Linked DNA regions of Mus musculus: regions 1 and 2 are each linked to region 3. Evidence: chromatin loops called from intact Hi-C (ENCODE). Cell type or tissue: heart. All regions are shown on one strand.

What was found. Peaks named below come from ENCODE experiments on the same cell type or tissue, not always from the same donor. Only the 100,000 strongest peaks of a DNase experiment are listed, where the experiment ranks them.
Region 1: a loop joins it to region 3, with 6 times the contacts of the local background. A loop is called at or near these places in 21 of 42 quality-filtered maps.
Region 2: a loop joins it to region 3, with 3 times the contacts of the local background. A loop is called at or near these places in 7 of 42 quality-filtered maps.

Annotation. Positions count from the first base shown.
Region 1 is chr3:103,389,366-103,397,365 of GRCm38, reverse strand. It overlaps the pseudogene Gm25009. Among named protein-coding and RNA genes, the nearest start is that of Gm25869, 34 kb to the left of the region's middle. In heart, a CTCF peak has its summit at 4,387 (motif pointing left); no DNase peak of the experiment used is centred here; H3K27ac peaks cover 399 bases.
Region 2 is chr3:103,804,794-103,812,793 of GRCm38, reverse strand. It overlaps Dclre1b (DNA cross-link repair 1B), which reads left to right and starts at 3,407. Exons shown (of 4, transcript NM_133865.2): 1 at 3,407-3,894; 2 at 4,557-4,722; 3 at 5,218-5,400. The coding sequence starts at 3,706. Ap4b1 (adaptor-related protein complex AP-4, beta 1) reads right to left here and starts at 3,277. Exons shown (of 10, transcript NM_026193.2): 1 at 2,737-3,277; 2 at 485-709; 3 at 1-17. The coding sequence starts at 2,849. It overlaps Gm15471 (predicted gene 15471), which reads right to left. Exons shown (of 5, transcript NR_040412.1): 4 at 7,762-7,866; 5 at 4,354-4,580. In heart, no CTCF peak of the experiment used is centred here; a DNase peak (open chromatin) is centred at 3,303; H3K4me3 peaks cover 2,749 bases; H3K27ac peaks cover 2,445 bases.
Region 3 is chr3:103,734,215-103,742,214 of GRCm38, reverse strand. Olfml3 (olfactomedin-like 3) reads left to right here and starts at 4,214. Exons shown (of 3, transcript NM_133859.2): 1 at 4,214-4,393; 2 at 4,978-5,263; 3 at 5,552-6,821. The coding sequence starts at 4,280. The coding sequence ends at 6,372. It overlaps Hipk1 (homeodomain interacting protein kinase 1), which reads left to right. Exons shown (of 16, transcript NM_010432.2): 16 at 1-2,400. In heart, CTCF peaks have their summits at 3,728 (motif pointing right) and 4,375 (motif pointing left); DNase peaks (open chromatin) are centred at 3,744, 4,194, 4,984, 7,334 and 3 weaker places; H3K4me3 peaks cover 4,468 bases; H3K27ac peaks cover 5,088 bases.

The DNA of each region.
Region 1 (8,000 bases), 340 kb after region 3:
AAGGGTTGAAGCCCTGGCACAAATCAAACCTGTGACATCAATCTGTGGCAGCAGCAGCCCATCTCCATACTCTGGAGAAAAAAATGACCAGTTTCATTTAAGAATATCACTCAGTAGGGGAGAGGATGAGAAAGGGGCTGGGTGTGGCAGTGTGAGCCGGTAATCCCAACACGGTTGAGGCAGAGGCAGGAGGATGCCTGAAGCCTGCAGGCCAGCAGCTTTGCTGAATCAATGATCTGGAAGTTCAGTGAAAGACCCTGTCTCCAAATGTAAAGAGGAGACATGACTGAGGAAGAACCTGGAGTTGACGTCTAGCCTCTGCACACACGCATACTCATGTGCACAAGCAAGCACATCACAACCAGGCATACTTATACTGGAAGGTGGATACAGTGGTTTGTCGGACCAGGTTCTCTAGAAGGACAGAATCAAGAGAATGGGCTTACACTATAGAGGGGGATTTATTAAATCAATGTACGCAATAGGGACTAGGCTACCAACAATGGCTGCCTGCCTGCTGGAAAGGCCAATTACCCAGTTGATGTTCAGTCCGTGCAGCTGGAGACCTGGGCAGTCCTGGTCAGGTGCTGAAGGCCTGGGTTCTCCTGTGGAGTTGCTGGCATTGAGTCCATATTGGAAGACCCAAGAGACTGAGTCTTCCAAAGATAGCAACAGGAATCGATGCACTCACCCAGGAAGAAATGAAGGCCAGCAAGCACACATGGAGTTTACCACAGATTTCTTTATATAGGGGCCACCCACTGAGGACAGTCTCCCTACTTTAGCTAATCCCCTTTAGGGATGCCCTGATGGACAAATCCAGAAATGAGCCTCCTAGTGATTCTGACTCCTGTCAAGTTGACATTTGAGATCAACCTTCACAGGTGGTATACACCAATGGTCCCAGCTACTCAGGGGCTGAGGCTGAGCCCAGGGGTTCCAGGTCAGCCTGAATAGCATGGTGTAAGCCTGTCTAGAAAAAAAAAAAAAAAAAGAAGAAGAACATACTTATTTAAAAAATATTTTTAGATTTATTTTTATGCACATGAGTGTTTTGATTGTGTGTTTGTATATGTATCATAATGAAGTCAGAAAACCGTATGGGGCTGGAGAGATGATGGCTCAATGGTTAAGAGCACTGACTGCTCTTTCAGAGGTCCTGAGTTCAATTCCCAGCAACCACATGGTGGCTCACAACCATCTGTAATGGGATCTGATGCCCAATTATGGTGTGTCTGAAGACAGCTACAGTGTACTCATATACATAAAATAAATAAATCTTAAAAAAAAAAAGAAGAAGAAGAAAAGGTACAGGATCCCCTGGAACTGGAGTTAACCCACCATGTGTGTGCTGAGAACTGGAGTTAGCCCACCATGTGTGTGCTGAGAACTGGAGTTAGCCCACCATGTGTGTGCTGAGAACTGGAGTTAGCCCACCATGTGTGTGCTGAGAACTGGAGTTAGCCCACCATGTGTGTGCTGAGAACTGGAGTTAGCCCACCATGTGTGTGCTGAGAACTGGAGTTAGCCCACCATGTGTGTGCTGAGAACTGGAGTTAGCCCACCATGTGTGTGCTGAGAACTGGAGTTAGCCCACCATGTGTGTGCTGAGAACTGGAGTTAGCCCACCATGTGTGTGCTGAGAACTGGAGTTAGCCCACCATGTGTGTGCTGAGAACTGGAGTTAGCCCACCATGTGTGTGCTGAGAACTGGAGTTAGCCCACCATGTGTGTGCTGAGAACTGGAGTTAGCCCACCATGTGTGTGCTGAGAACTGGAGTTAGCCCACCATGTGTGTGCTGAGAACTGGAGTTAGCCCACCACGTGTGTGCTGAGAACTGGAGTTAGCCCACCACGTGTGTGCTGAGAACTGGAGTTAGCCCACCACGTGTGTGCTGAGAACTGGAGTTAGCCCACCACGTGTGTGCTGAGAACTGGAGTTAGCCCACCACGTGTGTGCTGAGAACTGGAGTTAGCCCACCACGTGTGTGCTGAGAACTGGAGTTAGCCCACCACGTGTGTGCTGAGAACTGGAGTTAGCCCACCACGTGTGTGCTGAGAACTGGAGTTAGCCCACCACGTGTGTGCTGAGAACTGGACCCGGTCCTCTTCAAGAGCAGAGAATGCTTCTAACACTGAGCCATCTCTCCTGCCCCCTAAAATATATTCTTAAGTTTTAATCGTAAATGTACATTTTTCTAAAATCTTGTGTTTCTCAGTGGGAAGAACTCATAAAAGCCTTCTGCTGAGACCTGTGGGGCATGGCTTCCTTCAGATAAAGCATTTGTGTCGTGGTTAGGTTGACAAATGAACACCACTACTTTCTTTATAGGACACCATTTGTCTTAGAGTTTTATTGCTATGAAGAGACATCAAGACCAAAGCAACTCTTATAAAAGCTAACATTTCGTTGAGGCTGGCTCACAGTTCAGAGGCTTAGTCCATTGTTATTATGGCAGAAAGCATGGCAGTGTGCAGGCAGACATGGTGCTAGAAGAGTCAAGAGTACTACATCCTGACCCAAAGGCAGCCAGGAGACTGTCATACTGGGTGTAGCTAAAGCTTAATAGTCAATAAATCAATACTGAGAACTCAATTTGGGGAATATGGAACTGAGTGGTACAGACATGGTCATGCCTCCAGGTAGCTATGTCTACTGACATATACAAATAATAAACAGGGGTGTGTGTGTGTATCATAACAGGCATATATAACATATATATTTATACATATAAATAGATATACATATATAATTCAAATTATTGTATGTGTTGTCAGGGGAAAGAGTGGGGCACTGTGGGCACTGGGACTCCTCTTGGACACTGTGCTGTTGCCCTGTGTCATGGAGATCCTGTGGTTTCAGATCTGTAGGACCAGCCCCTTCCTGCACTCCAGCAGGTCATCGACAGGGTGGATGTTGGGACAGGCCAATTCAAAGCCCTGGGTCTGGGCCTGGGAGGTATCTAAGCTGATCAGCCCTCTGGCTCGCCTGCTCTCAGACCCTCAGGGTTAGTTCACAAGCAAAGCCCACTAGGGCCAGCTCTACCCTGCTGCCCAGGCATGGTTCAGGGCCTGCTCTCCTGAGTAGTACAGTTGTACATGTGTGGGACATGGCCAGTTCTCCCACTCTCATGACTCTGGGGCCAGCTCTCCTGCCTGCCATAGATGGCAAGGGATGAGGAGGGAAGGAGGGCATCTCTCCCTTTTCCATGCCTCCACCCAGCAGACAAGAGGCAGGGCTGGCTCTCCCACACTCACACCCTCAGAACCAGATCACCAGCAACCACCACCACATCCAGAGCTGGCTCCGCTGTGCTGCCCAGGGCAAGAGCCGGCTCTCCCACTCTGACGACCTCGGAGCCAGTTCTCCTGCCTGCCATCGGTGGCAAGGGACAAGAGTGAGGGGAGACATTTCTCCCTCGAATGGAAGACAAGTGGTGGGGCCAGCAGCTCTCCCAAGCTCACGTCCTCAAAACTGGCTCACCCCCACCCCCACCATCAGGGGGAGCTCTACTGTGCTGCCCAGGCAAGGAGCAGGGCCTGCTCTGAGTGCCGCAGTAGGTGAAGGCAGGGCCTGCTCTCCTGCTCTCGTGGCCCCAGGCTCAGGTCTCCTGCCTGCTGCAGATAGTGAGAGGTGAGGAGGGAAGAGAGTATCTTTCCCTCCTACAGCCACTGCATAGGAGACTAGGGTAGGGCCAGGTCTCCCACACTGGCTAGTATCCTGGGGTGGGAGGACCACTCACAACTCCCACAATGTGCGCAATGAACGGGGCTTTCTCCCGAGTACTGCAGCTGCATAGGGCTGGGGTCAGCTTTCTGCTCCCACTCCCCCAAGGGCCAGCTCTTCCACGATGTCCAGGTAAGGGGTGGGGCCAGGTCTGCAGAACCCTCAGACATGTCCCTGGGTGGTAGGAATGTCTGTCTGGCCTTTGGTGGTAACAGACCCCTGCTGCTACAGGGCCATGGTCCAGATGTGCTCCCCTGTGGCAGCACAGGCCAGGACCCCACCACGGTCCCAGGTGGCATCACTGGCTAACACATCAGCTACTCACACCAGCCTGTTTCTCACTACCCTTGAGTCTCCAGCTCTGCCTTTTTTCACTGTGCCCACATCCTTCTCTTTCTTTTTCTCTCCCATCTCTCCACCACTTCTTTGCTCCTTTTAGTGGTGCCAGGAGTTTGGGTGTCTGGAGTCACCTCAGGAGTGATCTCAGGAGTGCTATGCCAAGATGGTGCGTTATGGCACCTGGCATGGGTCATCTCAGGTATGGTCTGCCTCCACCCTGTGTAGAACAAGACTGGTGGTCATCTCAGGATCGCTTTCTTCAGGGAATGTTAGGCTACTAATCAGAGCATAGTCATCGTCTCTCCTCTGCCACCTAGTGGTCAATATGTGACATAGCAGCCACACTTGCAATGCTTCTAGGGACAGGGATTTTAATTTTTTTTTATATTTATGTATTTAATTTTATGTGTATGGGTGTTTGGCCTGCATGTATGTCTGTGCACTATATTCATGCTGAAGCCTACAGAGGTCAGAAGAGAGATCAGATCCCCTGGAACTAGATCTACAGATGGATGTGAACCACCACATGGTTACTGGGATTCAAGCCCAGGTCCTCTGGAAGAGCAGCCAGTCCCCTTAACCACTGAGCCATCTCTCCAGCCCCAACCTGTTTGTTTGTTTGTTTGTTTGTTTGTTTTTCTTACTGTCAGCATTTAAATCCATACAAATCCCTCTAAACTCTGCTTCAGCTACACTCCAGAAACTTCCGCATGGTACGTCTAAATCCTCACTTCAGGTCAAGTATTTTCTAACTTCACTCTTGAATCCCCTAGTGCTGTGCTGGTCATTTAGAAGTAGGTGGCTCTGTTTCCCTACATTGTGTATTGCTATTGATTGCTGGCATCTGAGAGCATACTGTGTGCACCACAGGTTTTAGGGCTGACCTATGGTCTATGTTATGGGGACCATAGCATACCATCTAGAAAACATTCAGTTCTGAAGATGGCATGTGTGATGTTTATACCAATTAGGACAGAATCGATTGCATTGCTCAAACCCTTTAAATTCTGTGCTCTTTTTCTAGTTTCTCTGTCAGTTGCTGTCTTAGGGTGTCCATTCCTGCACAAACATCATGACCAGGAGGCAAGTTGGGGAGGAAAGGGTTTATTCAGCTTACACTTCCACATTGCTGTTCATCACCAAGGGAAGTCAGGACTGGAACTCAAGCAGGTCAGGAAGCAGGAGCTGATGCAGAAGCCACGGAGGGATGTTCTTTACTGGCTTGCTTCCCCTGGCTTGCTCAGCCTGCTCTTTTATAGATCCAAGACTACCAGCCCAGGGATGGTCCCACCCATAAGGGGCCTTTCCCCCTTGATCACTAATTGAGAAAATGCCTTACAGCTGGATCTCATGGAGGCATTTCCCCAACTGAAGCTCCTTTTTTTTGTGATAACTCCAGCCTGTGTCAAGTTGACACAAAACCAGCCGGTACAGTTGCTGAGATGGGGCCAGTGCCTCCTGGTGTTTGAAGCTGATATTAGGTGCACAGGTGTCCTTACTGTTTTCTTGGCACCTTGATTAGCTTATCATTGCAAAAGATCCTGCATTTATCCCTGATCATGCTTTTTGTCTTGAAGTCCATCTTCTCTGCCTGAGCCTCTCACAACTGAAGTAAATCGACGTCCTTTAAACTTCGCTACGAGACTGCCTCACACTGGTATCCCCCACCCCATCTCAGCACAAAGCTGATACAAGCCACAAAAGTGGCAGGAAGATCATTTCTTGTAACCAAAAGCCTGGCCTATCCCCCATTTCCAACTCTGTTCCATTGATCAGGTTTCCAATAGGCTGAGCTGTGCAGCCTATACATTCCCCGGGGTTCACTCTGAGAGCAACTCTACCCAGTTCTGATATTTTTAGGCTCTATTAAACTCAGGACTTTGAATAGGGAATGAAGAGGAGGGTCATTTCATGGCTAATAAAGCAGGATGGAAGACAAACTTTTTGGGGAGAGAGCAACTGTGAACATGATCAATGGGGCTCTGACAAGTTTCTCTGTCTAGTAAAGGTCCAGGGAGTCCCTCAGGGCACTCTGAGGAAATCGGGTATCAAGTTAGCTGTGATCTTTTGTTTCCTTCTGATCAAACCCTTCAGAACACCTTCTATTCCTGCTAACGGGAATAGCTAGCACTATAGATGTTTATAAACTGTACCACAGACAATACGCAGGGGTGCCCTAAACGTTTGTGTTGATAAACAGTTTTGGAGTTGTTTCCAAATTGGTACGGCTTGACAGCTGAAGGAAATTCTTGCTAGCTTTAGACGGTTTTCAACCATTTTGGAATCTCCAATAGCCATACCGGATGCCTGTGATCTAGATATATGGGTTGACTCATAGGCATCTCCATGAATGCTACTTGAGGTAGCTACATAGACGGAATCTAAAATGGTCACCAAAGCCCTGCAACAGTAGCAGCCTGACTCCATTGCTTTGAGAACTTTTCTTCAAAGGGGTCACAGGCCACTTCTATATGTGTAACATTAAAATACATTAACACATCAGAACATATTGTTCAGTCCTGTGTTGGTGCTATGCCACGCACACTGGGAAAGGCCACGCACACTCCAGTGAAGTCTGCTTGACAGGCTGAGAAGCCTAGAAGCACTCACGAGGAAGAGTTTCACGGAAACTCACCTCCTGGAGCTTTGGAATTCTCATTAACCAGTATACTCACACCCTATCCAGAGTCAGTCTGGTGTATGGATTTACGTGCTCTCTTTTAGTATTATATTATTATAAGTGCGTTTTAAGATTGAATTCTGACATAACCAGAGCCTTCACCAGTGTTCCAAGGTCCCAGAAGCTTGGAATCTGGCAGGAATGCAGTAAGGAAGTTACCTATTCAGTAACTAAGTAAGCAAAAGACGGAGCCAGTAGCTCAGAGCTGATCTGCAAAGTATTTTCTTAGGACAGTAGCAAATCTCACCCAAACAAGGGAATACCATAATAGAGCCAGGGAATCCCACCGAGATAGACATCTTCAGTACAGGCTACATTGCATATTAGAAGCAAGTTGGTGAATTCTTCTGACAAATGGAGATTCTCCAGATACTTAAAAGTTACACTCATATAAGAATTTAGCAAGGCCTAGGAATTAGGGGGGCATTCTGCTAAGAGCAGAACCCCCTGGTGCTAGCCTTCACAAGGATCAAAGGTATAACACTAGAGTGTGAAATCCTTACCTGTCACTGAGCTGACCCTAGGCAGGACTGCTTTATCTTTACTGTAAACATCTACTTGGTTCCTGTAAATCCTTTTGAAGTCATTCCTTTGTTTTGTGTCAGGCAACTTCAATGTACTTTGCCTGCTGTGACTTCCTACCCCTTTTATTTTCTGTACTATATAAGACTGGTGTTCACTTTGTGACAATACATTCAGATTCTACACAATCTCGAGTGTTGGTCTGTCTGTCACCCGCCGACTCCTTGCCCATCTGCACCCAGAGACTCATTCCACGAAGACAAAGGGACCCAGAGGGTCTGCGGCAGTGCTACGCATCACAGGGCAAAGATCTCCCTCCCTTTGGCCCTTTGCCTTTGGTCCTGTAGCCCTAATTGGTTTTTGTTATTGCCCGAAACAGATGATACCAAAGCTCCACACATCTCCAGCTCCAACCTGTTTGCCTGAATCATATACTTCTATCTCTGCTTCTAGGTCATTCCCACCAGTCTCTGATTAAATAAAATCTGACTGCACTGATTGATTCCCTGTGTCAATTTGATTGGTCTCACAGATGTCTGGGTGCCTGGTAAGATGTCAGTTCTGGGTTTGTCTGTGAGGGCATTTCCAGAAGAGACCAGCCTTTGAAGAGTAGACTTAATAAGAGCGTCCCACTTGCAGCTCTAGTAGATATCACCCCATCTGTATTAGGGAAGAGAACTGACCCAATGAACAAGTCTACATCACAGGGGCTTACAGGTCGTGGTCCATGTC
Region 2 (8,000 bases), 71 kb before region 3:
CCTGCACACCAGGCATCCTAAGAGACACATCCTGGAGTCAGTCAGATCTTGAAATAATAGTTTTGACAAAATTAAGTTCTTCTTCAATCATCAGAGGTTTAGTTTAAATACTATTTAATAGTTCATGCTTGAATGTATATCTACTAGATCAAAAGAAATTGGAGAAAGCCTCTATCAAACTTAATAAGGCATAATCTGACTTTTCATCTGTAATGATGCTGCACACCCAGCACAAGTTACAGTAATGACTCATTAAACATTTTTAACCAAAACTCAGAACTATTTCACCAAGATAAAGGAAAATCACCTTTAAGAAAACCATGAGATACAGTTTCGAAAGTCGAAGTTAATGGCTGAAAATCTGAGTTCAAAGTAGAACAGTCCTTATTTAGTATTCAGGAACTTAAGCTGTCCTCACTACAAATCTGCTCTACAGTCTCTTATAGTCACCAACCACTGAGAACCAGGGTATCGAAGCACTCACCTGAGGCTACACATACTCCGTAGTGCCAGTCCTCGAACCATTGGGTTGGGGTCTGAGCAGTCTTTGCAGAGCGTATTGATGGCCAAGAGTGCTAGATCTGGTTTTAAAGGTGCGTATGTGCCCATATACAGATAAACCAACTTTTTCTGAACAATATCTACAGTGGCACTGGCCTTTACCATTTCCATGAAAACATCAGACATGTCCAAGCCCTGAGTCATGTGCCTGTCACAAATACACAGAGCAGAAAGAAGTAAAACACACAATTCCCAATCTGTAGGAAGAGTTGTATTTACATGTGCTCTGGCTAGCTAGCCAAACTATGAGCTTTTAGAGAAATACAATTGGGTCTACTTTGTCTATTAATGTTACACAAAACTTCCTATTAAGAGTCTGCAACTGTTGCTCTCTATTCTCACACTGTTGAATCCTTAGTACATACCAATGGCGTGATCTGGCAATGGTACACTCCACTTTAACATTCCAGAGATCATATGGGGACATCATCTATAAGAAGGTACACACTAGAGAGAGCTCAAAGGTTAAAAAGTATTTTGTTGTTCTTGCAAAAGAGATGGGTTCAATTCCCAGCACCCACATGACAGTTCATAACCACTGGTAACTATAGCTCCAGGAGATCTAATGCCTTCTTCTGACATACACAGACACCAGGTACAAGCCATACTTGTGGTACACTTACACATGCAGGCAAAATGCTCATAAACATTTAAAAAAGCAGGGCTTGGTGACCCACACCCTTAACCCAAGCACTTAGGAAACATAGGCAGGTGAAAGCCATGTTCAAAGTTCAAAGCCAGCCTGGCCTACATAGTAAGTTCCCAGGATAGCTAGGGCTGTCTCAAAACAAAATAAAATGAATCATTATCTGTGTCACGTTTTCCAAATGAGCTGGTCACAGAGCTAAAGCATTCTGTGAAGAAGCATTTTCTGACTTCCATAGTGGCTTCAGATGTTTAGGAACTCAAGATCAACTAAGAAGTCAGCTAAGAACATCACTGATTTGAAAAAAATCCAGTGTAACTACTTGAAGTAATACACAAAATACAGACCAAGAAGATCCACATCCACATGCCACTATGGAAGTCAGAAAATGCTTCGTCACAGAACGCTTTAGCTCTGTGACCAGCTCACTGGGAAAACGTGACACAGATAATGATTCATGCTAGGAGGCACGAGCAAGAACTAAACATTCTTTTTGTTCCTTGGGTGGCATGATAAAAAATTTAGATTTCAGCCAGGCGGTGGTGGCACACACCTTTAATCCCAGCACTTGGGAGGCAGATGCAGGCGGATTTCTGAGTTCAAGGCCAGCCTGGTCTACAGAGTGAGTTCCAGGACAACCAGGACTACACAGAGAAACCCTGTCTCAAAAAACAAAAACAAAACAACACAAACAAAAAGTTTAGATTTCATTCCACTGATTACTGTTTCCAATGTTGTGGAACCAAACTACTACAATCAACTGAGACTGTTTATTTACAATACAGTTCCTGGATTCTATCCCATCCTAATGAAATCAGAATTGATCCCTAGATCACGATTTTTTAAAAAAGGACCCCATGGGACTTTTGTGTCCTACCTACAGTTTTGAGCTACAACTATAGATTAGTTACACGTTCAAACATATATAATAGAAAAAATCCTAACCAAAGTGAGGAGACAAGGCTACTTATTAATAAACTACCACAACAGGCTTTGGTAATTACAGCCTGAGCCAACAACAGTACAACTTTAAGAACAAGAATTGATATTTTGAATTTTTCATACCACCTGACAGTAGACAATGTTTTCAAGGTTGACTAGCAAGCTTGGTAGGGTGCCTGGTGACATTCATAACACAAATACAAGCAGAATAGTAGGTTTAAAGAGGAGAAGAATGATAGTATTATTTTGGTCATATCTTTGATGAACTATCCAAGTCGAAATGTAAAGCAAGCAGAAAGATATACAGGTCTGAATCTAGAAAAAAGGGAGAACTGTTCTACGTTAAGTCATTGAACCAGGAGTCAGCCGCAATTGCTAAAGCCTGTGGTATGAAGGAGACCTCTCAACTGGGCATGGTGTTCCACACGGAAGACTGAGATGACAACCCAGAAATGCAGCCTCAAGGCCAAAAGATAAAACTGCCCTTCTTTAACTTTTTCAGAGTGATCGCAGAGCTCTGAAGAGGATTAAAAGTGGGGCCGGGGGGGGGGGGGGGGAGTTAGAATTCTATGGTAGGTTGGTGATACCTAATAACTCGCTGGATGACATTCCGGTAGCGCAGCCTATCAGCCTGAATATGAGGGTTACACAGAGCCTTCTTCAGTTCCTTCACCACGTCCTCAGAGCCAAGGTATGGCATCGTCGCCAACACTCACGGGACAGTTTCCACAGACCCGTAGGGAACTCGTGGGCTCCTCCTAATTTCGATGTGGGAGCCTGAATAAAGGAGATGTAGTCAGTGAAAACACTAACGGCGAGATGTCACTTTGCTGTGCCTGCCCCCCAGGGCGGAACACATTCTTGGGTCCTCGGGCGAGCCCCGACCCTTCAGGAGCCGCCCGGAGACCCACAGGCCGTTGGCTCTGCCCAGCAGATCTCAACTCTCTCTAGGCCCAGTTACGAATTCTACACTAGCAAAAGGCCAAAGACCTAGCACAGCCTCCTCCCTGGGAATCTAGTCCCAGTGGCCGAGGACACCCCAGACAGCTTCCTGCGGAAATCCCGCCCCGTCGCCCTGAGACACAAGGAGCAGCTTTCCGGGTCGCGCCGAGCGCCGAGCGCAGGTCCGGGGGGGGGGGGGGGGGGGCACCGACCTCCGGACGCCCTTCCCCCACCCATTCTCCCCCTCGGCGCAGGCGCGCAGCTCACTGTGTGAGCGCCGCGGCCGGCGATCGGAAATCAACTACTAGGGTCTGTCTCCCCGCCGCCGCGCGAGCTTTGACAATGTGGGGACTGGGCCCGAGCTCCAGCGCGCGGTTGTGAGTGATGCTCTCCCGACTTCTTCCGCGTTGGGCGCTTTCATCCTGATCGTCCCGAGCGCGGCCACCTTCTTTTTTCTCACTCTGTCTACTAATTCCGTTTCTGGGATGGTTTTCCTTTAGGGCTTCTGGACTTGTTCCAGAGTCCACTTGTCATTGGGACGCTGTCGTGGAAACCTCACTCAGGAGTGCGGTTCCCGCGAAGACCCCACTGGGTGACACCTCAACTCTGCCACCATGAACGGGGTCGTAATCCCCCAAACGCCCATTGCTGTGGACTTTTGGAGCCTGCGCCGTGCCGGTTCGGCGCGGCTCTTCTTCTTAACCCACATGCACTGTGACCACACGGTGGGTTTGTCTAGCACTTGGGCCCGGCCCCTCTACTGCTCTCCCATCACTGCTTGCCTCTTGCATCGTCGCCTGCAGGTATTGGGGCTGGGATTTGATCGCTGAGACCTAGTCCAGGAATCTGGGTGGGGACTTCTGATCTGTCACAGTTTGGGGGATTACCGAGTGGGAGACATAAGGACTGAATTTTTACAAATGTGGGAATTGATCCCGGAATGAGACTGGCTTCTAGTTAACTACCTGGAGGTTTTTAGTCAAGGAAATGATTCCTATCTTTTCAAAAACCAGTGCTTTCCTAATTTGCATTTAAGAATCTACCAGACTGTTCAGTGATAGAACACTTGTTTAGTGTGTGCAAGAACCCTAAGTTAGATCCCCAACACTCATTGCCCGCCCCCAATAATTCATCTAATGTGCTAGATAAAAACACATATTGTCTAACATCTCCTCATCTTGTCTGTGTCAGTAGAAGTGGCTGGTGTGAGACTGGAACTTTTTTTGACAGTTGTTTCCCACCCATGGCTGGGATTATCATGATAGGAGAAAGTGTGAGAATCTTTATTTAGACTGTTTTCAGATTCTGAGTTTAAATCTGTACAAAGGGTGGGAGACAGAAGAGGAAGGAGAGATTTCTTGGGAATCCTTATAACAGCTTACATGAGAGTGGTTCAGAACTCGGTCAGCTTTCCTTGATGAAAGAGAAGTCTATGGTTACTCGGGTGACCAACTGTTTTCCTCAGGTGTCTAAGCACTGGATCCGGGCCCTGGAGGTTGGCGAGAGTCATGTATTACCTCTAGATGAAATTGGGCAAGAAACCATGACTGTAACGCTCATAGATGCCAATCACTGCCCTGGTTCTGTCATGTTTCTCTTTGAAGGATACTTTGGAACAATTCTATACACAGGTGAGCCTCCCAAGGCATTCCTCACACTTTATAGCTACCTTTACCCAGAAAGATAGCTTTATCCCATACAGGCACAGGGACCCTTTCCAACTGATTTCCTACTTGACCATCCATCCTTTACTTTGTTAAATAAAATCACAAGAGCAAGAAAACAAGAAAGGCATGTTGGTGCTCGCCTTTGATCCCAGCACTTGGAAGGCAGAGGCTGGCTGATCTCTATGAGTTCAAGGCCAGCCTGGTCTACTTAGTGAGTTCTAGGACACCCAGCCTATGTAGACAAACCCTGTCTCATAAGAAAAACATCAATCAAACAGAAAATCTCCAAGAGTGGGAAAGAGACATTTTCACAAAGAAACTAGACTGTACAGTTCAGTGCCAGGACAGTTTTTGCATAAACTCGTAACCAATCTCCATCTGCTACTGAAGGTAGAAGAGGCTTGTCTTCTAGCCTTTGTTTTTTGCCCACTTCTTATACCCCACATATTATTCTTCCAGGTGATTTTCGATATACACCATCCATGCTGAAGGAACCTGCTCTGATACTGGGGAAACAGATTCATACTTTGTATCTAGACAACACTAATTGCAATCCAGCCCTGGTTCTTCCTTCCCGACAAGAGGCTACTCAGCAGATTGTCCAGCTAATCCGACAGTTCCCACAACACAACATAAAAATTGGTGAGCGGTTTCCCTTTTTCTTCCATTCATGCTTAGTGAATCAAAATTCTTTGAAGGTCCTCATTGTTTTCCAAATCTTTGTGCCTTGCTCACCTTTCTTGTAAAACTACTATGGTTATCTTATTTAAAATTGAACCTCCCAGCTGACTTGGTGGCTCACACCTTCTATCCCAGCACTCAGGAGGCAGAAGTAGCCTGGTCTACATAGTGAGTTCCAAAGCAGCCACAGCTCTGTAGAAAGACTCTTATCTCCAAAGGGGAAAAAATGTGAACTTGCCCACCATCCTCACTCTTAAATTCTCATCTCTTCTCCCCAGCTTTGTCGTTAATTAAATCCATCACCTCCCAGTGTATTCTGTACATTTTAAATATGCCTCTGCTGCTATATCCCGCAACACACAAATGTAAACTCCTAAACAAACTCCAAAAGAAACCCTCAAGGATTGGGCAGTGGTGGCACACGCCTTTAATCCCAGCACTAGGGAGGCAGAGGAAGGCGGATTTCTGAGTTTGAGGCCAGCCTGTTCTATAGAGTGAGTTCCAGGACAGCCAAGGCTACACAGAAACCCTGTCTTGAAAAGCAAAATAAAACAAAACAAACAATAAAAAGAAATTTTTAAGAGGACTGGAGGGATGGCTCAGTGGCTAAGAGCACAGGCTTCTCTTCAATAGGACCCGGGTTCAATTCCCAGCACCCACATGGTGGCTCACAACCATCTGTAACTCCAGTTCCAGGGGATCTGAGGGCCCCTGGATACATGTGGTACACATATGCACTCAGGACCACACACATACATATAAAATAAATAAACATTTTTAAGAAGAAGTAGGAGGACGCTTTGTCAGAGAAGTAGCAGCCAGTGCGACAGATACACAGAATGCAGGGAGGCTGAAAAGGCAGAGGAGTTGGAGTGGAACTGAGCAATCTTAAACTTGACTGCAATCTCAATAAAGAGCTGCTGAGTGGTTTTAACTGGAAGAGGAACAGTATTCCACTTAATTGTCTCCTAATATAGATTTCACAGTTTCCATATTTATTCCTTTTAATTTTTACTGTTTTTCTGCTAGAATGTAGGTTCTACTATAATGAGGCTCTATATTTCTTAGGGTGCTATCTCAGGCGCCTATACAATGCCTGGAAAAGAGGGAGTCAATAAATATTTGCTAAGTGAATTTATGATTGCTGTGCTTTAAATAGGTGCATTAGAAGACCAGCTGTTTGCTTGTTCAAGTGACTCCACAGCAGTATACAATATTTTGGGGACTCTTTTGAAGTTGCTTTTTAAGAGATAGTTTATGAAAATCAGCTTTTCTTATTAAAAAAAAAACAGATTTTGTTCTAAATAATTTCTTTGCTTGTTCCTAAAATTAAAGGTCCTTAAAAGAGGAAAATGACTATCTTAAAGTATATGTCCTAACTCTGAAAGGAGTTTCAAATTTGACCTTAAATAAAAATAATGAAAAAACTATACACCTACCAGGGTAACTACCAAACTGATTGAGAAATATTCCCTACCCTCAGGATTACTCAACTCTTCATGAAGAAATACTATGGCTGACTATTCTTGAAGTTTAACATGCAGAATTTTCTCAAGAACAGCACAGCTGGTTAGGAGACGGCCTGTAGTAGGGCTTGATTAATTTTGCAAATATATAATTAGCCCTGTAATGTAGCACTTACCTAGTAGGCAATGGGGATATAAATCTAAATAAAATATGGTGTCTGACTTTGAGGGCTTCTTGTCGTTTTAAGGTAGGACCCAGAGAAGGAAAAAGATGTACAGAAAGCAGAAAAACAACTACATTTTGCCTCAAAAGTGAAATTTCAATCATAGTCAAAGGGAGTGGATATAAAACAAAACATTTTTGTAAGGAGTTAGCAATTTAGTTGTGAAACAGTGAAGTCTGAAAACAACTATTAAGTAGCAACTCCCATGTCTGTCACCACAGCCATTGCTTAAAGTTCAGGCCTGCATTTTTTTCTTTGTGAGTATCTTTTGATGGAACTTCCGCTTCCCACTTCTCATCCAGGCATTTGACGGTCCTACTGTATTATTTTTTATAAAGACATAGTATTCTGATTATTAAAATCTTATCACTTTTCTACCTCACACTCTCCATCCACCCCCATTTCATCTACAGAATTTTCAGAAGACCTTGGCTGGCCTTCCTAGTGATTTATCTCCCTAATCACCTTGACTTTGCTTTTTAGGTGGTCCCTCTTAAGATGCTTTCCACTCTACCCTGTCTCTGCTGTTAACCCTAGCCATCCTGTAAGATAGCGCTCAGCTTCCTTTCAGCCAAAACCATCTTCCATTAATTTGCAAAAATGACAAGCATGAAGGGAAAGAGGAAACATACCTGACGTATAATCTCTAAGCCTTTTGGAAAGCATGGAGTTTTTCCTTCAGCACGTCTGTGTGAATGTTCAGGCAGGGAGATATTATTGAATCAAGTGACTGCATACTGTTCAAAAAGGAGTGGCCTGTAAGCGTTACAGTGGCAGAACTGAAGAGTCTCTAGTGTCACACAGCATGCTGTTGGCATTGTTGTAAGCAGCAAGGTACAGATAGGATTCCTGCTAGGAGAACTGATACACA
Region 3 (8,000 bases):
TCCATTTTGGATCTTCAGCTCAGTTCTCACAGAAGCATTCCCTAACGTGGCTCTCTCACTGTGCCTTGCTACCTGGCTTCTGTGAGAGTTCAGGAAGCAGGCGAGAAGAGTGACGCCAGTGCTAAATATGCATATTTGAAGGTTTGTGCATCACTTAGGATGGGATTCCTTTTCTCTCCTCCATGTGATATGATAGTCCTTTCTGCATAGCTGTCGTTCCTGGTAAACTTTGCTTGGCTTTTTTTTTTTGTTTGTTTTTTGTTTTTTTTTTAAAGCATGTAACAGATGTGTTTATACCAAAGAGCCTGTTGTATTGCTTAATATGTCCCCATACTACGAGAAGGGTTTTGTAGAACTACTGGTGACAAGAAGCTCACAGAAAGGTTTCTTAATTAGTGACGAATATGAAAAAGAAAGCAAAACCTCTTGAATCTGAACAATTCCTGAGGTTTCTTTGGGACAACATGTTGTTCTTGGGGCCCTTCACACTGTAAAATTGTCCTAGTATTCAACCCCTCCATGGATTTGGGTCAAGTTGAAGGTACTAGGGGTGGGGACATTCTTGCCCGTGAGGGATTTGTGGGGAGAAGGTTAACCCTAAGCTACAGATGTGGTCCACCTGAATTAAATTATATCAGAGTGGTAATTCTAGGATTGGTTCTGTGTAGGTGGTGTCAGGGAGGTGCAGGATGGAGATGGGAGATTTCATGGAACCCGGTCAGGAAAGCTCTGAACCAGGTGGAACACCGAGGGGCTGTCAACGAACTTGGAGTTTCTTCATCATGGGGAGGAAGAGTTTCCAGGGCAGGGCAGGTAGTCAGTTTAGCCTGCCGGCAACGTGGTGTGTGTTGTCTTTTCTTTAATCATTATATTAAGCTGTGCGTTCAGCAGTCTGTTGGTTGAGATAACCACGCATCATTGTGTAGTTTGTCACTAGTGTTATACCGTTTATGTCATTCTGTGTGTGATCTTTGTGTTTCCTTTCCCCCAAGCATTCTGGGTTTTTCCTATTTAAATACAGTTCTAGTTTCTAGGCAAACATTTTTTTTTTTAACCTTTTCTCTATAAGGGACAAGATTTATTGTTTTTATAGGAATGAGATGCAGGGAAAAAACAAACCAACCCTGTCCCCACCTCCTCACCTCCCTAATCCAATAAGCAGTTATTGAAGATGGGAGTCTTAAATTTATGGGAAAAGAGGATGCCTAGGAGTTTGCATCGTTACCTGAGACATCTGGCTAGCAGTGTGACTTTACAGACTTTGAGGTTGTCACTCTGCAAACTGACATTTCAGATTTTCCTAGATAACCCATCTGTGTCTGCTGAATGTGTATGCGCCAGACATAGTTTTACATTCATTCTGGCCTGGGGCTTAACATTGACTGCTTGCCCTGATGGCATGGAGGAGAGCCCTACGAACATAGCGCTGACCTAGGTCAGCATTGCCTGACCTTGGAACAGCTTAAGGCTTTAAACCTTCTCTTAGAACGTGCATTTCCAGTTTCTCCCTTCCCAGGTGAGAGAGGAACTGGAAGGGTTGCATAGGCACACACCAGGACACTTAGTCACTCCAGAGTCCCCAGTTGCAACTAGGAGGTGGTTACCCTGTTAACCCCAGGAAGAAGAACCCCATTTCAAACAGTTCCGGCCATTGAGAGCCTGCTTTTGTGGTTGCTCATCCGTCATCATCCGCTAGAGGGGCTTAGCCAGGCCAGCACAGTACTGGCTGTCCTATTCTGCATTAGTATGCAGGAATTTACTAGTTGAGATGGTTTGTTTTAGGATAGGAGATGAAATTGCCTCTCGGTGACAGGAATGGCCAAGCCTGCTTTGTGTTTTTTTTTAACTGATGGATGGTGCAGCATGTCTCCACGTTTCCATGGTTGTTTGTTGCTAAACTTTATATAATGTGTGGTTTCAATTCAATTCAGCTTGAAAAATAATCTCACTATATGTAGCAGTACATTATATGTACATTATATGTAATGTTAGTATTTCTGCTTTGAATCCTTGATATTGCAATGGAATTCCTACTTTATTAAATGTATTTGATATGCTAGTTCCTGTGTGTGGTTAAACTTTTTTTCTTTCTCCCTTTTCTGGTTGTGTGCTTCCTTTACAACAAGCTTCTAGAAACAGGTAGTTCTGAGAATTACTGATCTATGTTTGTAATGCAGGTGTACTTAGGGAGTATGTAAAATCATTTTAACAAAAGAAATAGCTATTTAAAATTTAATACTAACTATGGGAAAAGGGTCCATTGTGTAAAACATAGTTTATCTTTGGATTCGTTGTTGTCTTTGGTTTTACAAAGTAGCTTGTATTTTCAGTATTTTCTACATAATATGGTAAAAAAGTAGAGCAGTTGCAATGCATCAATAAAATGGGTAAATTTTCTGACTGTGGCTGGTTTCAATTCTGTGTTAGGACATGGAGGGGACTGACATGTGGCCTCTTTGAAGTGCCTAAGCATTCTGTTTGAACATGAGTAGAAAGAACACTGCTACATTAGAACATCTTTGTACACATTTCCATACTGGAAATGAATATAATTTTGTAGGAAGTATTTCCCTGACTCTGACCCCTTGAAAAGGCAGATGGCTTTTGAGATAAACTAATTAACATCATTTCCTAGCACATGACACCAAACATTCAAATCAGCACAGTGAAAATGAAACTTAGGGAAAGATATTTTTGTCTGTCTCCTTAGGCCCTGTTAGAGCTGTCACCTCTTTAGGGACAGCTCTGCGGTAATGCACCTGCTGCTCTTATGGAGGGTCTGGGTTCCATTCCCAGCACCCAGTCAGACCCCTCACAAGTGATTTCTAACTCCAGCTGCAGGGTGCATACCCACACAGACACATAATGAACTCTTAAAAACAAGAAGAACCTCTGATCCAATTTCTCTTGATTCCAAAGTGAACAAAATTTTCTCCTGAAAAGAAACTGGAATTTGTCTAGATTAATCACTGCAGGCCCCTTTGTAAATGCTGCATATTTGACTTCTTCTGATGTATGTTCCTGCCTAGCTCCCCTGTAGCTTTAGCTGGATAGAAAGGAGGAACATGGGCTGGAGAGAAGGCTTAGTAGTTGAGTGTACTGTTCTTTCAGAGGAGAGGGGCTCAGTGCTCAGGAACAATAGGCAGCGCACAATCTCCTAAAATTCAGCTCTGGAAGATCTGACGTCCTCGTCTGGTCCCCACGGATACCTGTATCCCATGCAGATACCTGTATACAGACACATAAAAGCATATGTAACTGAAAAACCAAATTTTTTTTTACTTAATTTTAAAGAAATGAGAGATACTTACAAATGCCCTACTGAACCATAACCAAGAAAGGCGATCAATAGTCTGTTCTCTCCCAGTGATAGGAAGGTCAGAATATATTTGTTTTCCTTTAGACTATGTTGTACATATTTTTTTTTTCAGGTTTCTCCCCTAAATCCATGAATGTAAACTAGCATGTCCTTGCTGCACCCTCCTATTTGGGAAATACCTGGAAAGTCATGTCAAGGATATTTAAGTCAGCTAGCTTAAAACAAAAACAAAAAACCCCACCTCCCATTTCTCAACAACCTCCAGTTTTGTTTCTATTCCTTTCCTTGGGCTAAATCAGAGATTTGGTACTCCATAGGGAGCCCTGTGATTTGGCTTGCTTAGGTTGAGATTCTCCACACGGTGAAGTCCTCGCCTGATTTCTTTGCCATGGGAGATGGCCCCAGAATGCTCAGCACAAGGTGGCGCCAATGAGCTATAGAAAGTTGACTTCCCTTTGCCCCAACCCCCATCCCCTCAAACCTCATCTCCTGTGTTTCTGGCTTCACTGAACAAGGCAGAAAATCCATTCTGTTATTTCTGGAGAAGGGATAGGTTAATGAAGGGTGCTGGGTTCTTACCGAGTCAGCACTGGAAGCCCTCTCCTAAAACGAATGGAGTTTGCTGAGTTTTCCGGGGGTCTCGGCTTCCTGCAACTTGCTCATTTTTCAGAAGGCCTCTGCCTCCAGATTGCCATCTCTCCCCTTTCCGGAGGAGCTCACAAGTCTAAGTTGCTGGTAGTTAAGGCTTCTGGCGACTGTGCAAAGGGGCCATCTGTGTTTGATCAGGCCAGGCGGGAAGGAGGGGGTGGGGGTTGTAAAGAGACTGAAAGCATTCCAGAGTAGTGAGAGACACCAGAGATGGGAAGGAGGAGGCCCCGCCCCCGCCCCGCCCCCAGAGCTAACGGGCTGGAGGGAAAGAGGCCGAATGCACACACTCCTCTGGCCCCACTTAAGGCTGCCATGGGGCCCAGTGCTCCTCTGCTGCTCCTCTTCTTTTTGTCATGGACGGGACCCCTTCAGGGACAGCAGCACCACCTTGTGGAGTACATGGAACGCCGACTAGCTGCCTTAGAGGTGAGGGACTTGTTTCTCTTCTCACCCAGGATGAGTCCACATCTATAGGTGCAACTAGCTGTCAGGGCTCTGGGAGTGACAAGATCGGGTTGTGTAAGAAGTCCTTAATGACGAGTAGCCTCTTAACTACAGACTTTTATTTCCCCAACATAAGACAATTGCCCAGCAAATAAACGCAACACGGCTCCCTCAGATTAGATGGAATAAGGGGGCAGGGGAAATGAGAGTCAGAATCGGGCTGCATCTATGCTGCTATACTGTTCAAGTTTCCCAGGCAATCTGCCTGCAACTTCCTGTCCGTTTCTTCCCCGCACCCCACATCTACTCCCTTTTGGACAATTTGAAGTCTGTAGCATCCTAATTTCCTGGAGGCTCAGATCACTGAGAACGCAAGGTGAAGGACTCTTATTCAGGCAAATTAAGCCAGGTTCCTCGGATGGGATGGTACCACTGACTAGTCTCCTCTGCTGTGGGAGCATGGCTGAGCTGGTCCCTTTCCTGGCCCTGACTCCCTGGCTGGGCCTCTGCTTGTCTGGGAGCTATAAACCTGCAACCCACCCTTCCTGACTCCCCGATCCCTTCAGGAACGGCTGGCCCAATGCCAGGATCAGAGTAGTCGGCATGCTGCCGAGCTTCGGGACTTCAAAAACAAGATGTTGCCTCTCCTGGAGGTGGCAGAGAAGGAGCGGGAGACCCTCAGAACTGAAGCAGACTCCATCTCAGGAAGAGTGGACCGTCTTGAAAGGGAGGTAGACTATCTGGAGACACAGAACCCAGCTTTGCCCTGTGTAGAGCTGGATGAGAAGGTGACTGGAGGTCCTGGAGCCAAAGGCAAGGGCCGAAGAAATGAGAAATACGATATGGTGACGGGTAAGTGATCTCACAGAGGTCCAGACAGTTTCAGAACTCCCCTTTCCTGCTTTTCTTCTTGTCCCAAGCCACCATAGCTCTATCTTTCAGAATGACACATTCATTGAGAGTTTCTAGAGGCCTGTCCTTTATCGGTACTCCATCTCTCAACCCTCCGTGAGTGGACACATGCACGGAAAAGTGTGTCTCTGTTCCCCAGGTGGCCCACTCTGGGGGAAGTTCCTGTTATACACATCTAACTCTTGGCCTCTGTTTCCTTCTCCTGTGCTTTCTCCTCTTCCCCACCAGACTGTAGCTACACAGTCGCTCAGGTGAGGTCAATGAAGATCCTGAAGCGGTTTGGTGGTTCAGTTGGCCTATGGACCAAGGATCCGCTGGGGCCAGCAGAGAAGATCTACGTGTTAGACGGCACCCAGAACGACACGGCTTTTGTCTTCCCAAGGCTGCGTGACTTCACCCTTGCCATGGCTGCCCGGAAAGCTTCCCGAATTCGGGTGCCCTTCCCCTGGGTAGGCACGGGGCAGCTGGTGTACGGTGGCTTCCTTTATTATGCTCGAAGGCCTCCTGGAGGACCTGGAGGGGGTGGTGAATTGGAGAACACTCTGCAGCTGATCAAATTTCACTTGGCAAACCGAACAGTGGTGGATAGCTCAGTGTTCCCTGCAGAGAGCCTGATACCCCCCTACGGCCTGACAGCAGATACATATATCGACCTGGCAGCTGATGAGGAGGGCCTGTGGGCTGTCTATGCCACTCGAGATGATGACAGGCATTTGTGTCTAGCCAAGTTAGACCCACAGACACTTGACACAGAGCAGCAGTGGGACACACCATGTCCCAGAGAGAACGCAGAGGCTGCGTTTGTCATCTGTGGGACCCTGTACGTTGTCTATAACACCCGCCCTGCCAGTAGGGCTCGTATTCAGTGTTCCTTCGATGCCAGTGGTACTCTCGCCCCTGAAAGGGCAGCACTCTCCTATTTTCCACGCCGATATGGTGCCCATGCCAGCCTTCGCTATAACCCCCGTGAGCGCCAGCTGTATGCCTGGGATGATGGCTACCAGATTGTCTACAAATTGGAGATGAAGAAGAAGGAGGAGGAAGTTTAAGCAGCTAGCCTTGTGCTCTTGATTCTTATGCCCAGACATTTATATTCCTGTGAGCTCTCCTGCAGTTCATCCTTCAAAACGAAGGCCAGTGGTGGTAGCTCATATACCCTAATTTCTAAAGGACAACCAAATTCTCAAGCCCCTCTGTTTTATGCAGAACTCCAGATCCTGGGTAGCATTTTAGAACTGAACAGCAAACAAACACCCTAAATCTTCACTCCTGCCTTATGTCCACAAAGTTTAGTTCCAAACTCAGAGCCCTGTCCTTTGGAGAGGGTCAACCCCAGACAGCAGGCGACAGCATTCTTGCCCTCAGTATGACCGAAGGGAGAGAACTCAGAGACAAAGCTGCCCTCCCTCCCTTCCCCCTCCAGTGTAGGGGAGAATGGGGCTTTCCCCACATCACTTTGTATGGTAACAGTTTGCATTAAAAGGAAAACCCACCATTCCTCTCTGGTGTGTTTGGGGTAGCCCTCTGATCAGAGTTCTCGTGGCTCTGCCTTCTTCCTCCTGCCCCAGTCTCTGCTCCTTAGCCACGGCTGGGCTGGGCTGGCCTCCTTTAGCTCCCTCGGGAACTTCTCTAGTTACACATTTTACTGTGGGGCACTGTTGGACAAAGGCCTCCCCCTCCACACTCATGTGCTCCACAGCAGCCGCAGAGAACCAGCAATGGCACTCAGCCTCTGACTGCTGGACACTGGAGCCCAGCCAGAGCCAGGGCTTCCCATTCCACCTCTTGGTGGATTTTGAACCAGAAAGTGACTCTTACTAGCTGTGGAATCTAGTGTAGAAACCAGCGTGCGGTATCTATGTGTGTCTAGCCTCACCTCTGAAGTGGATTCTGTCTCTGAGCCCAAGTCCCCACTCCCACCTCCAGCACTGGGGCTTCCTGGGTCTGGGTTGCACAATCCTTGGTCTGAGCCGCTCCGATTTTCCTGCTGCCACAGCGTCTGCGGTTTGGGCAGGGAGGAGGGGCAGTGACCATCCCAGATGTTGGTCTGTCTCACCAGCTCCCCAACAAACACATCCCTACTTTCCTTCTCTCCACCCTCAGCTGTGCACCCTCCCACCCCAGCCCTGGAAACTGGAGTCCTGGAAACTTAACCCCTGTTGGTCTAATGTGCACCCGACTTCAGGGGGGCAATCCAGGAAGGATTGGAAGAGCAAGAGGCTTTGGATTCCATCTCTGGGAACCTGCTGGTCTCTGCACGATGTCCCTTCCCAGGTCTCATCTCCAGGGTCAACTTCCAGACAAATAAGGCTAGCTGATGGATAAAAGTCAGTGGGGGAGTTTAACCTCAGGCAGCCCTTCTGGATTATCACCCAGGGAGGAAGGGGGACAGGAACACAGCCTTCTCTCCCAAGTAGAACCCTCCCTCCTTCCACCCAGGATGGGGTGGATCAGTCAACACTCCTCCTTTTGTCTGTCTTTCTTCTCTCCACAGGCAGAGCTGCTCCTGACGTAGGTTGGTAAGGAAGAGGAAAGAAAGGCAGCAAAGCACCTCACAAAAGCGCTATTGTAGGGAGCCTGAGGCGGGTGGGGGCCCTCTCCCATTCAATTCTCTCCTAATGTGGGGCTGGCAACAGTAATCACCGCCTGTCAGCCCATAGAGGGGTCTGCCCACGGA